Regions from separate parts of the Mus musculus genome. Here region 2 is linked to region 1. A link is a loop called in an ENCODE intact Hi-C map of the cell type or tissue named here. Cell type or tissue: gastrocnemius. All regions are shown on one strand.

Region 1 (8,000 bases):
ACAGCCATTGTGCAGGGCGGGTGGGCGGCAGGGCGGCTTTGATTGCATTTCCAGGGTGGTTTGGGACTTGGCGTTTTCCTGAGCCAAGAACTGGGAGCTCCCCCAGGCAGAAGCCTCCCTGCCCCACCACCCTGTTCTGTGACTGCAGCCCTCGCAGTGGTTGGGCTCCCTTTAGCACAAACTGGTGGCGTTTCCACCAAAGTCACTCAGACAGCCAGTTCCCTCTCCACTCTGGCTGCCAGAACGTGAGGGAACCTGCCTGTCTGCATCCAGAAACCATGGCCTAAGCCTCTCCCCTTGCTGGTGTGTGTAGAAGGGCGGATAGTAGTGATGTTGTGAATCTGTTCAACATCTAAGGTTTACCTGTTTAATTTTCCCTGTCTTCCCCCCCCCTTTTTTTTTTCTGTTGTTGTTTTGTTTTGCTTTGCTTTTTGGAGACAAGATTTTGCCATGTAGCTCTAGCTGGCCTGAAACTCACTATTGAGCCACAAACTGGCTTCAAACTTGTGACCATTCTTCAGCCTCTGCCTCCCAAGTGAGTGCTGGAATTGCAGGCATAGACACCGTGCCTCCTGTGCGCTTAATTATTGCATATGCTAGTGGCTGTCTGAATTTAGACGGATGTGCTGTGTCATATTCAGTGACACTATGTGTCCAGGAACCCTGTGTCTGTATCACTGGGTGCCTGCCTTGTGTGTGTGTTCATTGTTTCTGGACCGTGTTTGTGGTGCTGTGTGCCTGAGAGGGGGGTGTTTCTGGATTGGCTGGGGGGATGCTTCATCCACTCTACATATACATACGTGTGAGACCTCAGGCAGCTGGGTACATTGGCTCCCCCATGGACATTTAACCTTGAACGCTCTCTCAGCAGATGTAAGAGGCTGCTTCTTCCCACCTAGCTCCTAAGCTGACCCTCTGTACATGGAAGGGGCATGGAGGAGGGGAAAAAAGCCCCTATTGCTTGGCAGAAGGGACTCTCAGCCATGACATCTCCCCACTGCACAGCGCCCCAACCCACAGCATCCTGGATTCCAGAGTCCTGAGACTGCTGGAGGGAGTCAGGAAGCAGTCACTGAGTCAGGGATACCTCTGTCCCTTATACTCAGATGTCATATCTACTCCTAGAGGTAGTTACAACCTGTCATGAACCCCTTTATACACATGGTGACAATGGGTCTCCCCTGGGGCCAAAAATCGAGAGCTCCCCCAGAGAAAGCTCTCTTCCTGCTCGCTCACCGTGCTCTGCTAACACAGCTCTGCTGCTGAGCTCCCTCTCAGCACACCAGAATATTGGCAGAATTTTCATCAAAGTGCTTCTGTCTGGGTCCCAGAACAACAAACAAGTAACCAATTTTCTTCTCCAGAAGTACCCACAACTAGAAACACCTAACTCTCCATTAGGGCAGCCTGCATAAGCAGATATGTCTACAAAACATAGTCACAGCCATACCCAGATCCCAAGATGAGAGCAACTGGTTTGTTTACACCCTGTCCCATCCCACTGACATCTTTGGCCCCTCTGCATAGAAATGTATACAGTGGTCATTTATACTCTTCCTGGTGTGGGCAGAGCTGAGCCCCTTCCAGTGAGTGGTAGGGAACCTGGGCCCATTGAAGCTATACCTCAGGGGTTTCAGTTCAGCCTAGTAATCAAGTTGAATGGGAGGGGGTAAATAAGGAAGCCATTCAGGGGTGGCAGAGACTACCTCCACAACCTTCTCTCAAAGAAGCAGAGCCCACAGTGTGGTGTTCTTCTGTGGCCTCAGCTGCCCTCGGAGTGGAGTAGAGGAGTAGACTCAAACCCCTGGGAAGGTTCTCTAGACCACCAGCTGCTCCCCTGGGGGGGGGGGTGAGCTACCTTCTCTTCAGGCTAGGTACCCTCGGCCTTCCCCCCCCCCCCCATCTTGTGAATGCACATCTACCTGAGTCTGTGTTGGCCTAAAGGTTTAGAGTGCTGGAGTCTGAGTTGTGCCTACTTCAGTTTCTCCAATGCTCTTTCTCCTGGTTCTCTGCTCACACCCCGTGCAACACCCCAGCCGATGCTCACCCGCAGGTCACCCCCAACTCTTTTCCTCCCCTCCGCGCACAGACTGAGGCACACTGAGACAGTTGCACACACGTGTCTACAGTGATTGGTTACTCGGGCCATGGCCGCGCACCCCCAAACACCCCCGGTTGCACAGGCTCCATTTCCATCAATCAGATGCACATGTTCAGTCTCTAGCCACACGCAGGCACACTCAGAAATGCACCCTTGTTGGTCTCTGTGCAGCTCAAACCCCCCCCCACACACACACACCAGCACCAAGTATCTTTCAGGACAGGCAGTTGTATCAAAGAGAAAGAATGGGTAAGAGCCTGGGAGAGCAAAGATGGGACCCCAGGAGAAACTGGTGGTGGGAAGATCCTCTCACCCCCCCACATAACCCACACAAAATCCACACAAAACCCAGGGGCCTCAGTTTTCCTTTCCTTTGGAAGACCCAGTCTATGGCTATATCCTGGGGGCCAGGCACTTAGGCTAGCTCTGCATAGGAATATTCTAGAGATATACCTATTTCCCACACGGCTGCTTACCTGCATCTCAGGCACACCGCTCAGCTCAGCCAGCTTTCCCCACCAGCTCACACCTACCCTGCTCACTATTGTATGTGAGCAGCTGGCCCTACCCACTCTACCCACTCAGGTTCCCTGTCCCCTTCCCTGGTGGCCTTACACTCCTTGACCTCACCTATACTGGCCTCTAATCTGGCTATTCCCTTCACATCTTTGAGGTCCCCTTGTGTCCCCTTCTAAATGTATATGTTTGGGGAGCAAATTTACTTCCAGCACAAAATGTCTCCAGGGTCCCAGGAAAGAGGGGTTGTTTGCTGGGGGTGGGAAGAAAAGCCCGGGTGTCCCTGGGTTCTGGTGTCTGAGAGCCAGCATGGCCGGATGAGTGGACTTTTCTGGACCCGTTGGCTCAAAGGGGTGGGGAGGAGGGGGGTCCCCGCGGCAAGCGGCAGGGGCGGAGGGGAGACGTGCGGCCCCAGCCCGTCCCTTTCAGGGGGGACTCATGCATCAAACTTCAATTTTCCGGACGATTGAATTAGTGATTTTTTTTCTCCTGAACTAAAATACACTTAAGTCTTTGGGATTAATTACCACGTTCTGGTCCCTCAGACTGGAGTATTACTTATCGGAGCTGCGTCTGACACTGGCCCGACACCTCGTAAAATAAGGAACTGCGCCTCCCGGCCTCACCCGGCGCCGACCGTCAGGCCACCGCGCAGGGGAAGGCGGAACCGCAAGGCGCAGAGGAGGCAAGCTCCAGCCGGGTAGCTCGACCTGTCCGCGCACGGAAGGGGCTCCAGTCTGTGAAATCAGTTACGTCCCAGGACTCAACAAGCCTCACCAAGGTCCAGAACTCAACCAAAAAGGGAGAGAGACAAAGCCTCTAATTGTCCTCCCTTGGTCAGCCAGGAACCGAAAGTGGTCTGCACAGGGCTGGGATTCCCAAAGAAATAAATCTGTATTGGTCCCAAGCGATCAAGGAACTCTGGGTGAAGGGCCGAGCCATAAAGAACTTCACCCAGAGTGGGCGTGGGGCCCACAGCTCTACACAGGGTCCATGTCACATTCAGACACGAAGAAACAGATATGCAAAGCCCACACAGCTCGTGCAGAGCCGGGACACTCCTCAGTGTGATAACTGCACACAGCCTCACCCTTAGGCAGGTACCCCGTGAGAGGCTCTTCGGTGAAACCTGGAGTTCAAGGCTCTCTTACGTCATAGGTCTCAGAGGCAAGACCTGGGCCAAGGCCATTTGAGCACCCCTGGGCTACTTGCTGGCTTCAGACTTCATCAGATAACTAAGAAGATGGCAGGCTAGAGTCCCGGCCTCCCTGGATTAAAGCCTTTACCCACACTTAACGTTTTCCCCACTGTCTGATGCTTAACCTAGCCTGGAGGGTGAGCCCCAACCTGCGGTGCTCGGCATGGCTGAAGTCAGGCCTGGATAACCTCACCCTGGCGCGCTTCCGAAGCACAGCGACAAGCGGGGCAGAAGCTCAGAATTCAGCGGAGCCGAGGTGACCGCAGAGTGGCTTCCTTACGTTGATCAGAGTTCCCGCACGTCTAGGGCTCACCGGCTGGGGCTCAGCCTCAGGTGTCCCTCCCCTCCACATGGTCACTCTTTCCTTCAACTGGACTTCCCTGCCAGCCCACAGACACAACGGATCACTTTTGTCTCTCAAGGCCTGAGTCTTAGGCCTCCTCCTCCAAGAAGCCATTTCCACCCATGAGCCCGAAGTTGGGTCTTGGCCTTTTGCAAGCAGCCCTCCCTCATGGTCACCGAGGATTTCCTAACGTTCATCGTTGCTTCCGGGCCTGCAGATTAGATTAGGAGCTTCTTGAGGGCAGCGACCAGCTCTGCTTGCGTTTCAATTTCCCTAGACACCTGCACACAATAAATATTTGCTGAATCGATTCCCCCCTTTTACTTTATTAATCCTTCTCCTTCCGTCTTCCTCTCTTTCTTTTCCTCCTTCCTTCCTCCCTCGTTATTTTTTATTTCTTGGTTATATTCAATTGTCATGTTTTTCAGGCTCATTAAATCCATTTAGAGACAAAAGAATAAAAGGCAGAAGAGAAAAGGGAGGGGGAGAAAGGGAGGGGGAGGGGAGGGGAGGGGAGGAGGCCAGAGAAGCAAACAAATAACCCGCTTTAACTAGACGGGCGGATAAATGGCCCCGTTTCTCCTCAGCCCCGATGCGCCTGCTTAGCTGCGCGCCCCGCGGGCGCCGCAGCTCCGGTGGGCTCAGCCCTGGGGCCGCCGCCCCCAGCCCGAGGGGACCCAGCAGGGCCCAGCCCAGGGTCTGGAAGCGCGGAGCGGCCGGAGGTGCCAGGGCTGCTTCATTGGGATTCATGGGCGTGTTGGGCGGGCGGCCCGGGGGCTCCGGGCGCGGGGTGGGGGCCGGGCGGGGGGGGGGTGGAGTGCGCGGCGGGCGCAGATGCCCGGGTGACCGCCGCGCCGCGGTCCCTGCGCCGCCTTTGTGCCGGGGAGGCGCGCGCGGGGACCTAATCCATCAAATTGTCTACAAATTGTGAAGAAAATTCAAAAACCATATGGTCGCCAGCGCTGGCGCGCTCTGGGCTGCGGAGGGCCGCGGCCGTGCCCGCACCGGGAGCCGCGGGGGGCTGGGCCCGGCTATTGTCGCCTGTCAGCGGCCGCCCGGGCCCATTCGTCCCGGCCTTCATGGTCCGCGCTCCGAATTACAGACCCATCCATCCTAAGAGAGGGCGATTTATGTCGCCCGGGAGGAACCGGCCGTAAGGCCCGCACGGCTGCCCGGCCGCTTCTTGCCTTCTCTGGTCTCTGTTCTCTCCTCTCCTCGACTCTTCCCATTCTCCTTTTTCCCCTCCGTCTCCCTGCCCCTGTTTCTATCAATGGTTCTCTTTCTCCCCTGACTCTCAGTCTCTCACCCCCTCGCTCAGCTTCTAGCATCTCTCAGTGCTCCCTTCTCCTGTTTCTGGCTGTCACTTAGCTTCCTCCTTGGACACGCACGTTCCTGACTCAGGCCCCGGGGCCCCATCGCCTGCCCGAGACCAGATGCGCGTTTCTCACATCAATTTTTCGGAGAAAGGGAGCCCATCGGCCTGGAGGCGGGACCCAACTCTGGTGACAGCGGCCACTCGCCAGCCCAAAGACAACAAAAGCCCAGAGAGAACCCCCCTACTCAGTTCAGGAAAGTGAAAGCGGCCTGAGCCCCTAGCCCAGCCGCCCAAAGGAAATCCAGGAAGCAGTCCCGGGACACCTATAGTCCTGTCGCTAGTCAAGCTCCGGGCCAGCGTCTGTAAATGTTACTAGAAATGTCCTACAACCCCCAGACACTTGGGGTTCGCTTTCCTGAAAGCCCACGAGTGTAATTCAGGATGCCCTAGGTGCTGAGTCCCAAACCAGGCTGAAGCCCTCAGGACATGACCATAACTTGAGCGTCTCCAGGCTCCACCCTTATCTTCCACTGAGTGGCACCTGCCAGGGTGTCCGTGTTTGGCAGTCGTGGAGGCCGCATGGGTACACTGCGGAGGTCAGGGGTGGAACGCAAAACAGCGGGAAAAGTCTTGCCATACCTTGGAGCCTTCCTTGTACAAACGAGTTTTCTGTTACAATCGCAAGCCTGGGTTTTTTTTTGTTTTTTTGTTTGTTTGTTTTTTTTTTTTTTTTAACCCGGACCCGACGAAGCAGGCTTCACAGTCCACTTAGTAGCTGCTGCGTGCTTTTGGGCCTGGGCAAAAGACACTGCTTCCTCCCACTGCCTGTCTGTTCCTCCTAAGCCTGCCCTGAAACTTCCCCGAAATCTCCAAGGCGGGTGGGACCTACAGGGGGCAACAGGGACAATCTTAACCTACGACTGCTTCGGGTAAATCCGGCCCATTCTCGCAAATGCGATCGCGGTCCATTCTAGTAAAATGGCAAAGACTTTATTTATCGGAGGAAGAGGCCTTGGGTACAGTCGAAGAAAGAGAGGGCAAGGCAGGAGCTGGGAAAGGGCACCCGGAACCCACCCTCCCTGGGCCACCCTCGAATGGCCAACTTGAGACGGGAGAGAGATGTTGACAGACGGACCCAGAGCTACAGAGGAGGTGAGGGTTAGCGCTTGGGTCATCCTTCTTTAGGTCTCTGTCACATGCAAAAAGAAAAAAATTTTAAAGAGTAAAAAATAATTCCTAGGGCTTTGGGTTCTGTTTTCCATGACTGGTTGGGTGCTTCCCTGCTTTTTCCCTAAGAGCCAGACTTCAGCAATCAGTCCGAGAAAATGCAGGAAGATTTGGAGGAATTTTAAAAAATAGTGGGCCTCGGGAGGCAGACACGCCATCGAAAGCAGACTTCTCTCGCTGGGGAAAGAAAAGATCGATTTTGAAACTTGCAAGTCAGGGCCCGGCTCCCCCCCCCCCTTCTCACGGAGGGAAAAAAAGGCAGAAGGAAATTAAAAGTCAACTGTAATAGGCCGAGAGAGGTGAGCGGACCGGTGCATTCGCCACATGCAGAAAAAAATTAAAACAGCTTCTAGACCGCAGGAGTTAGTAGTGTTCGCCGCTCTCGAGTCCGCCTCACCGTCAGCCGACCCGGCAGCACCCGGGCTTTGAAAACATCGAAATCTCTGAGATTAAAAAAAAATAATAATCATAATAAAAGAAAGAAAATAATCAAGCTGTGGTGGGAGGAACCCACTATATAGGCTTAAATATTTATACAGAAGCCATACAGAATTGCACGGCGAGGGCTTCCGGGGCGGCGGAGGCCTCGTGTGGCGGCCGGCCCCGCCGGCCGGCCCGGATTTATTGCTTCGAAAAGGAAGAGGCGGCTATCAGGGGCCAAGCCCGGCCCCGGGACAAGGGTGGAGGCGGGAGGTGCAGAGGAGGTCCCAGCTCCCCTTAGCGGTCCGATCCGGGAGGCGGCGGGCATGCGGGCACTGGGGGCCCGGGCGGCAGGAGGTCCAGGGCGCAGCTCAATCGTCCACGTCGATCTCTTCATCTTCCTCATCCTCTGAGCAGTCCTGGCTGCTGGCCCGCTGGTCCGTGAGTGGAGAGGCGGGCGAGAGCTGCAAGGGTCCTCCGCCCGGGGCCTGCGGGGCGCCTGGGGGCAGCGCAGGAGAACCCGGCCTAGACTTAGCCCTGCCGCAGCCACCGCCGCCGCCACCGCCCGAAGCCTCCGAGTTCTGCTCGAGTTCGGCCAGCGCCACGATGTCCATCTGCCCGCTGGGGCCCAGTTTCTTGGCAGACTCCACGTCGGCCTTCATCTCCTCTAGGTCCCGCTTGAGCTTGGCGCGCCGGTTCTGGAACCAGGTGATGACCTGTGCATTGGTGAGGCCCAGCTGCTGCGCAATTTGGTCGCGATCTGCCGGGGACAGGTACTTCTGGTATAGAAAGCGTTTCTCCAACTCGTAGATCTGGTGGTTGGTGAAGGCCGTGCGTGATTTTCGCCGTTTCTTGGGCGTCTGCCTCTGCCCAAAGATGG
Region 2 (8,000 bases), 240 kb after region 1:
TCCCAGGCCAGCAGTGTCAGCCTCTGCTGGAAATTGTGCTTCAGCAGGTCCCAGGTGAGATTCTCATGCATGCATAAGCGGAGAACAATTACCTACAGATTCTATGCTATCCACAACAATTTTAGATTGGAAACATAACCAGGAGGCCGAGGCAGGAGAGAACAGATGGCTGCAAGTTTCAAGGACAGCCAGGAGTATATTGTGAGATTCTGTCTCAAGTAGGGATAACTGAGTGCTGCAGAGCTTAGAGGTCAAGAGCACTTACTGCTTTTGGAGAGGGCTAAGTTTGATTCTTGGCACCCATGTCAGACAACTCACAATTGCCTGGAATTCCAGCTCCAGAGGAACCTCACACACATCTAGTTGCTTTTTGTGGTCACCAGCACATAGGTGGACATAATCAAACACAGGTACATACATAACATTAAAGATAAATCTTTATTTAAAGAGAGAAAACCTAAAACAACAGTGAAAAACTAAAGAGTACGTTTTCTCTTATTTCCCTGATATATTGACAGTTATCAGTAATGCTTTTGGGGAGCTGGAGAAATGGCTGGTGGTTAAGAACACAGGTACTCTTCTAGAGGATTTGACTCACAGGACAGGTTATCTGTAACCCCTGTCCAAGGGAGAGGTGATGCCCTCTTCTGGCCTCTGTGAGCACTGCACTCACGGTGCACAGACATACTTGCAAGGAAAACACTCAAACACATAAAATAGCTTTTATTTTAGTCCTTAAAAAAAGCATTGCATTTGGAGCTGGAGAGAGAGATCAGCAGTAAAGAGCACTAGCTGCTCTTCCAGGGTATCGGAGTTCGATTCCCAACCACCACACGGCAGCTTACAATGTCTGTAACTCCATTTCTATGGGATCCTGCACCCTCACAGAATACATGCAGGCAAAACACCAACTCACGTAAACTAAAAGTAAAGAAATGTTTTAAAATGTATTTTATCCACGGGTGTGTTGTGCATGCCTTTAATCCAGGCACTCAGGAGGTAGAGACGGGTGGATCTCTGAGTTCCAGGACAGACAGGGCTACACAGAGAAACCCTGTGTCGGTGAATGAAGAAAGCGTTTCTCCTTAAAGACAGACTGTAGTGCAGCCAACACTGTAGGCACTGCCTAGTGCTCTGTGTGTTATTTTCTTCCAATTAGGCTCCCAGTCATACTTCAGACCTCCTCTTTCTTTATTCCGTTTTCTTTTGTTGTGGTGGTTGTGAAAGATCCAGTTGTGTAGTCCAGGCTGGCCTGGAAATGGCTGTACAGCCTGGTCTGGCTTCTAATTTACAATCCTCCCCACTGATTGGTTCACAGGTTTTATCACTTTGTTGCCCAGACTAGTTTCAGACTTAAAATCTTCTCACTTTGGCCTCTATAGTGTTGGGATTATATCACATATGGTTAAATTTTGCATTTTAAAAACTTGAATATCCAATCCTCTATCTCCCATTCATACCGTGTATTCACTGCTCACATACTTATTCGTGGGCACACCATTGGCTTTCATGGACTCTGTCCTTTCCTCCTCCTCTCTGCTTGGTCCCTCAGCGACTACAAATCTCCGTTTTACAAATAGAATTGTATGTTGATTTAGAGAAATTGAAGAGAACTTGACAGCTATGTGTGTCAGTGTTTTGGTATCGTTACCAAAAAAAAAAAAAAGTGATTTTTTTTTTTTTCTTGAAATTTGTCTCTACAGACTTACAACAGCTGTGCCAGGCTTTGCATAAACCAAGAGACAGTATGTCTAACAAGCACTGCTATGAAGACTGAAAATTGTGTGGCCAAAGTAAGTAACCATGCTCAGCAGTTAATAGAGCACACTGCCCCAGAGCTGCGCCTGTGGGTGCCTTTACTCAGTGTTGTCACGACAGGTGATCGTAAGACCATATATTTATGAAGACAATATAGCAGGTATTATTTTATACAGAATGAACTGAAAGCTGGGTTTTCTTTCTCTTGAGTTGCAACAGAATCTTTTTATTCAGTTACACAGATCAGTGAGTTATTATAAGATGATGAACAGTTTATTTTGTACCTTCCTTCCTGTCTCGTTTTTATTGTTCAGTTGTTTTGTTTTGTCTACATAGCCGTTGCTGTTCTAGAGCTCACGAAGTTGACCAGACTGGCCTTGAACTCAAAGATCGGCCTGCCTCTGCCTCTCGAGTACTGAGATTAAAGACAAGCACCACTATGGCTGGCCTCCCTAAGAGTGGGCGTAGTGCTCTGGAGATAGACTGACGCTGACAGCTTGAGCAGAGATCCAGTTATGTTGTGCCACTGTTACTTGGCCAGGCATAGCTGTATATGCCTTTAAGCCCATTGGAAGGCAGAGGCCAGCTTGGTCTACAAAGCAAGTTATAGGACAGCCAGGGCTACATAGAGAAACCCTGTCTCCAAAAACCAAAACCAAAAGAGATGTCACATTTGATTTTGAATGAAAAACTGTTTTTATCTGTCCATATGGCCTAAGTCTTTCATGTATAAATATGTGCTATATCTCTAGATACAAAAATAATATTTCAAATTAAAATCTTCAGAGCTGAAGAGATGGCTCAGTAGTTAAGATCACAGGTTGATCCTGTACAGGATCCAGGTTTAATTCCCAGCACCCACATGGTGGCTTTACAACCATCTGTAACTACAGTTCAGGGGATCCAATTTCATCTTGTGGCCAATATAAACACTGCATGTGCATGGTACACAGGCATTGTTTCTGTTTTTCTTAAAAAAAACATCTTTATTACCATTTAGGATTTTGTTGTTTTGCAATTTTTTCCAAATTTCAGCTTAATCTATTCTTTTTTATTTACTATTAGAGGTAAGACTTTGTTTCTATCATGTGAACTCTATCTTATAAAATTCAAGAAAAGCTATCTTATTTCTTTTGGGTTACTACAACAAAATATAAACAGTAGCTTATAAAAATAATTTTTATATGATTGTGACAATAGATTCAATGTCTACTTAAAAGTTCACATCTTGGTAGACGGAGCCTTGCTATGAGTAGTCTCAGGATGGAAGGAGTGCCAAGCTCTCCTGGATCTTCTGCTAACTGTTCCTGAGGACTCTGTTCTCATACACGAGGTGGTTAGAGGGGAACACAATCAAATTGTTACATAGTAGCAATAATAATTTTTATTCTATTTCCTAAAACATATAGTAATCTCTTAACCCTGCTTTATTAGCTGAAAACATATTACACATAGCCATTGGAATTAGCCATATGAGTAATGTCAGATTTATTTTAAATTATAGCAGCAAAAGGTAGGTTCATCAATTGTGTATTGAGTCCACATCTTAATTTGCTACAAAAATGAGGATTAATGTAAATTAGATTTAAATTTCAGTTCCTTAGTAACAGCTTGCAGGTGCCACTTGGACCCCGGGTGGGGACTGGGTGGAGAAAGTGTGCTTTCACGCTTGTGCACGCTGCTCTCGCTTTCGTCACAAGTGGGTTCCTGCTGCTAAACAAGGCAAAGGCAAAGTCTTAACATGAGCACCAACCCAAAGACAGGGCGACAATTTAATGAGTTTCCTTGAGAGCTGGCCAACTGAGCATCTGTTCCTTTTGTTTTTCTCTACTTGGTAAGCCAGTGTTTCTGAACTCCTTAGCCGCGTTGCTGTGTGTCTCTACCGTGTGGGGGTGGGGTTGTTTCTTTTTCTACCCTCTACTTGAGTAGTGCAGTTAGAAATCTTCTGGCATCTGGCACAGTGGTGTAATTTCTTCCGTGCTCTTGAGTGAGGAAATGTTTGCTCATTGCTGCTCATCATGTCTGTCTCCTTGCTCCCAGATGGTGACCTTCTCCTCCCATTCCTGCCTGTCTTAACATTATTCTGACACCTATTTTCTCTCATTGTCCCCTTAACCACTCTAATTGAATAATGATTTCTATAATTTCCAGTTGGAACACAACCAACTTCCTGCTTCTCCTTATTGGCCCACATCCTGTCTTCTAGTTCATTGCTTCAGATTTGAGACAGATTGTCAGATAAAAATACATAACTGAAAAAAATGTTTACCACAGTACAATAGCATGGCCCCAATGAGAGTTGTCCTCTCTCCCTGCTAAACATGCTCTGTCTGTCTCGTGATTTCATGCTGTCTCTCTGGGCCTCAGTTACTGCTTGACCCTTGAAAGAAATGACTCAAAGTTATGTTTGTGGATCTTTAAACATTTTTTATTTCTTTTTCCTCACCTTTACTTCTTAGTAATGGTTTGTCTGCTACTGATTCAGATTGTGCTCCAGTGTGGCCTGCAGGTCCATATTTTGGTTTAGGTATAAGTACTAATTATAGCCTTTTTATTAAATATTGCTTGTTTGCATTTTACAGAAGGTATTGGTTCTTCTCAAAAGCAGAAACGAACCTTATTTTGTATATAGCTCTCCTCTGTTGGGTACTCTAGTTTTGCAGTTTCCGTATGGAAAGGGCACTCCCCTTAATTTGCTATAAAATGTAAGAAAGCACAGCTGTTTCATAAGTTACCTTCACAGCAGTCTCCTGAATCTTAGCTTGCCGGAAAAAGGGTCAAGAAAATATTTAAAACTAAAAGTGGGGAGTGCTCCGGATAATATTTGAAGCCATGAAGTGTCTTGTATATAGTTTACTTTTTCTGTCTGTCTGTCTGTTTGTCTCGGGTAACCCTGGCTGTGCGAACCATTCTGGCCTTGAACCCACAGAAACCCACCTGTGCTGGGATTAGAGGGGTGCCCCACCGTGCCTAGCTCGTTGAGTTTAGAGCCTTCTGTCTGCTCACAGTGCTGGAGTTAGGACACTCGTCTGGAGATGATGAGCTCTGTATTTATTGTAGCTTTAAATGGACAGTCATTACTGTCAACTCAGTCTCTCAAATCTATAATCACATCGTACCTAATTGTCAACCTTCATGTTTTTTAATTATGAAAGAAAACTAAGAACATTAATTTTTATGTTATCTTTCTATTGACTTTATTGATGTACCACAGAAAATTTTGGTTTGAGGCTTTTCCATAATTTACCTTTATATCCCACACCCGTTCCATAAACATGTATAGTTAAAATTGAGTTGTTCAAATACTTCTACCTTGATTCCTGGCCTAGACAGGGGTAGTTCTGTCTTTGTTTGGAATAAGCCCATTCGGTGGTCTTGTATACATTCTGTATCTGTTGTTGTTGTTGTTGTTATTTTGTTATTACTGGCTTTTATTTGAGATAATAATCTGTTTGAAACCGAGACAGAAAAATGTGATGTTCCTTCCCACTCACTCCAGATTTTGATAGAAGACTTGTTTTATTTATTTCCAAAATTATATCCGCAGGAAACAAGCTGTTTAAATTCAGATTATGCTGAAGCAAAATGGTCCTGGTATGAGAAGCAACGTGCTGTTTTACGAGCACAGAGTCCCTTTTCTCATAACTGATTGATAGTAAATATTTTCCTGAAGAATTATTGCCAACCATGAACAGTGCAACTGTTTCACTTTTTTTCCGTGCTACTTGCTGTACCAGCCATTGTCGGTAATTAAGATCTACAATTCACAGTGCAGACGTTTGCACTTCCTCTGGGTCTGTGCTATTTATAAGGCATTTCAGCTGTTCACAGTTTCTTCTGAGTTTTAAACTACATGTTAACAGGCTTCTCTAATATACTGTTCCACAAGAGCAAGTCTTCATGGAGGCCCTTCTGACAGACCTTAGCTTAGCTTTGTGGTGGACACAGCAAGGTGTAATTGTATCATCAGGGCCAGTGTGATTGGGGAATCTCAGAAGTATAATACTGTGTAAAGAAGCCAGGAATGAAATTCAGGACTCACCTGTTTGTTACCACAGTTTTCAGAAATACACAATAAAGCGACTTATTGGTTAGAGTGTATACTTGTCAAGCTAATGTGGAATACACTCACTCTGCTTGTGTATGACTTTTTGTCTCAAAAGATTTGAAACAAAACAGATTAACAGATTGATAACACATTTGTTGTATAACAGAAGCCTGAAGTAGTACATACCATTGATAAAGCAAGTGTCCACAGAGATCTTAGTCTGTGTTAAAATTGATCAAATTCAAATCAAGTTCAAAAGAGAATTGATTTTCAAAAGTCCAGACCCATCCAAGAATCTTCATGAACGATCTCCCAGTCTCCAGTCACTGTGCAGGCGTGTTGCTACAGGCACTAGTTAGTTGTTAAACATACAGGAGGAAGAAACAAGAAACTGAAAGCTGTCAACAAAACATGTTTAAAACTTTGCCTGGAGTGGAGCTCAGCCTGCTTGTTCTTAAGCCTGGAGTTGAGCGGCATTGATTGTGCACACAGGCCTCCAGCATCTTCCAGCAGAGTAGATCTGCACAGACAGGCAGGACACAGGGCTCAGCACTGCTTCTCCATGGCCCTTGAATAAAGGCAGAGCTGCTGAGAAAGCCATTCCAACTCCAGTGCCTATGTAAACTTCTCTTTATCAGTGAACTCTCTACGAATGCTTTTTTGGACAGCGTGGTTCAGCTGTTGGAGGCCACTGATCTATCTGACTGAGGCACTTCAAGATGCTCCAAAGACCCTGTTCACATTTCAATCTAGCCAGGGAGCCAATAAGATTGAGTTTGTCTTTGTGGGTTGATGTAGATCAGCATGAGATGAGCCCAGTCAGCGTCTTCCTCAGTGAAGAAGGAAAGGCTATGGGAGAAGAGAGGTGAAGAAGGAAGGGCCTTCATCAGGAATCGACTGCAGCACTGCCTACTGATGCGTGCCGGATCGCCCGCACAGAGATCACATGCCTTCTCCAAAAGTCAAACGATCAATTCGCCTCGTTTTGGCTCTGTACTTAATGCACAAACAGTGCGATCTGCGGGGCTGTAATTGCATTGTTAGGGCCAAGGAACAAGCCTGTGCCTTTTCAGCAGACAGCTGGCAGGGAGAGAGGCATGTTGTTAGGAAAGAGAGAGGCAAGGCAAATAAAATTACTGCTAACGCTCAGAGATCGGCAGGAGTCCTACTTGCCTAATCTTACCGGTGGGAGCAAGCGGCTGTTGTAATCCAATTATAGCAGCATAAGCAATTTGTTAGACACTCCGCATAATGTAACAATTTCCCAATAAACTCTGACTTGTAATAACGTCGGCAAGAGTCCGCATAAATCTGCCCGAATGGTGGGGGCTGGAGCGTTCGGCTGGGGGCTTGTAATTGGCGCCATCAGCACGTTTTGTGGAGTGCAGTATGGTGCAGTCTTTTAGTGCAGGAATTTTAAGGAGAAAGGCATGGCACATGTTTCTTAGAAAAAGAAAAGTGGCCATTAAAGGGGGAGCAGCAAGAAGGGCACACTCTTGCCTTCACATTACCTAGGAATCTCAGTGTAGAAAGAAAACAGAAGGGAGCCATGTTTCCTTCTAGTTCCAAAGAAGCAAGATGGGGGAAAGTGTATGGATTAGTCAGATTCCTTTATTATTTAAAAGCATCAGTTTCTGTTATTTGTACCCCCACTCTCCAAGCTCCCTAAAAATGTATTTTGGGTAGCATTAACAAGATGTTCTTAGCTAGGTAAGCCTACAAATGTCAAAATTAAACCCTTTGCCTTGGAAGTTTAGTATTACATGAATATATGTATTCACATATACTGTGTGTTTGTGTCCAGGACAAATCCCTGCAATGTTATCTCACTGAAGAACCTTTTGCAGAGTTCTGCCGTATGCTATAGTAAAGCACTGCTTACTGAAAGGGGTTCAGCCCAGCTTGTTTGCTTGACTTACTGTACTGGACTGCCTACATGGTATCGAATTCTAAAATGCACTGTGGATATCTGGAGTATTAGGATTACCAATTAAGTTTGTTGAAAACTTACATTAATTACAAGTACAATGTTAGTTAAAATATACCTGTATTATTCTTACAGAAATAGCTCAGGTTCCTAGTTAATAGTATTTCTGTTTTATAAAAAATATTAGAGAACATATTTGAAGTACACTTTCTTATTGATTGCTGTATGTAGTCACAGACTGAGGTTTTTATTCGTACGAGGTAAGGG

What was found. Peaks named below come from ENCODE experiments on the same cell type or tissue, not always from the same donor. Only the 100,000 strongest peaks of a DNase experiment are listed, where the experiment ranks them.
Region 2: it touches region 1 in a loop (6-fold over the local background); 2 of 42 quality-filtered maps call a loop at or near these places.

The regions. Positions count from the first base shown.
Region 1 is chr19:45,226,243-45,234,242 of GRCm38, forward strand. It overlaps Lbx1 (ladybird homeobox 1), which reads right to left. Exons shown (of 3, transcript NM_010691.6): 3 at 6,442-8,000. The coding sequence ends at 7,492. Among named protein-coding and RNA genes, the nearest start is that of Lbx1, 6.6 kb to the right of the region's middle. In gastrocnemius, no CTCF peak of the experiment used is centred here; DNase peaks (open chromatin) are centred at 3,320, 4,105, 4,877, 5,163 and 3 more places; H3K4me3 peaks cover 5,271 bases; H3K27ac peaks cover 5,465 bases.
Region 2 is chr19:45,469,312-45,477,311 of GRCm38, forward strand. It overlaps Btrc (beta-transducin repeat containing protein), which reads left to right. Exons shown (of 15, transcript NM_001037758.2): 4 at 1,704-1,793. Among named protein-coding and RNA genes, the nearest start is that of Gm19639, 70 kb to the right of the region's middle. In gastrocnemius, a CTCF peak has its summit at 644 (motif pointing left); DNase peaks (open chromatin) are centred at 3,532, 6,898 and 7,098; H3K4me3 peaks cover 1,701 bases; H3K27ac peaks cover 4,535 bases.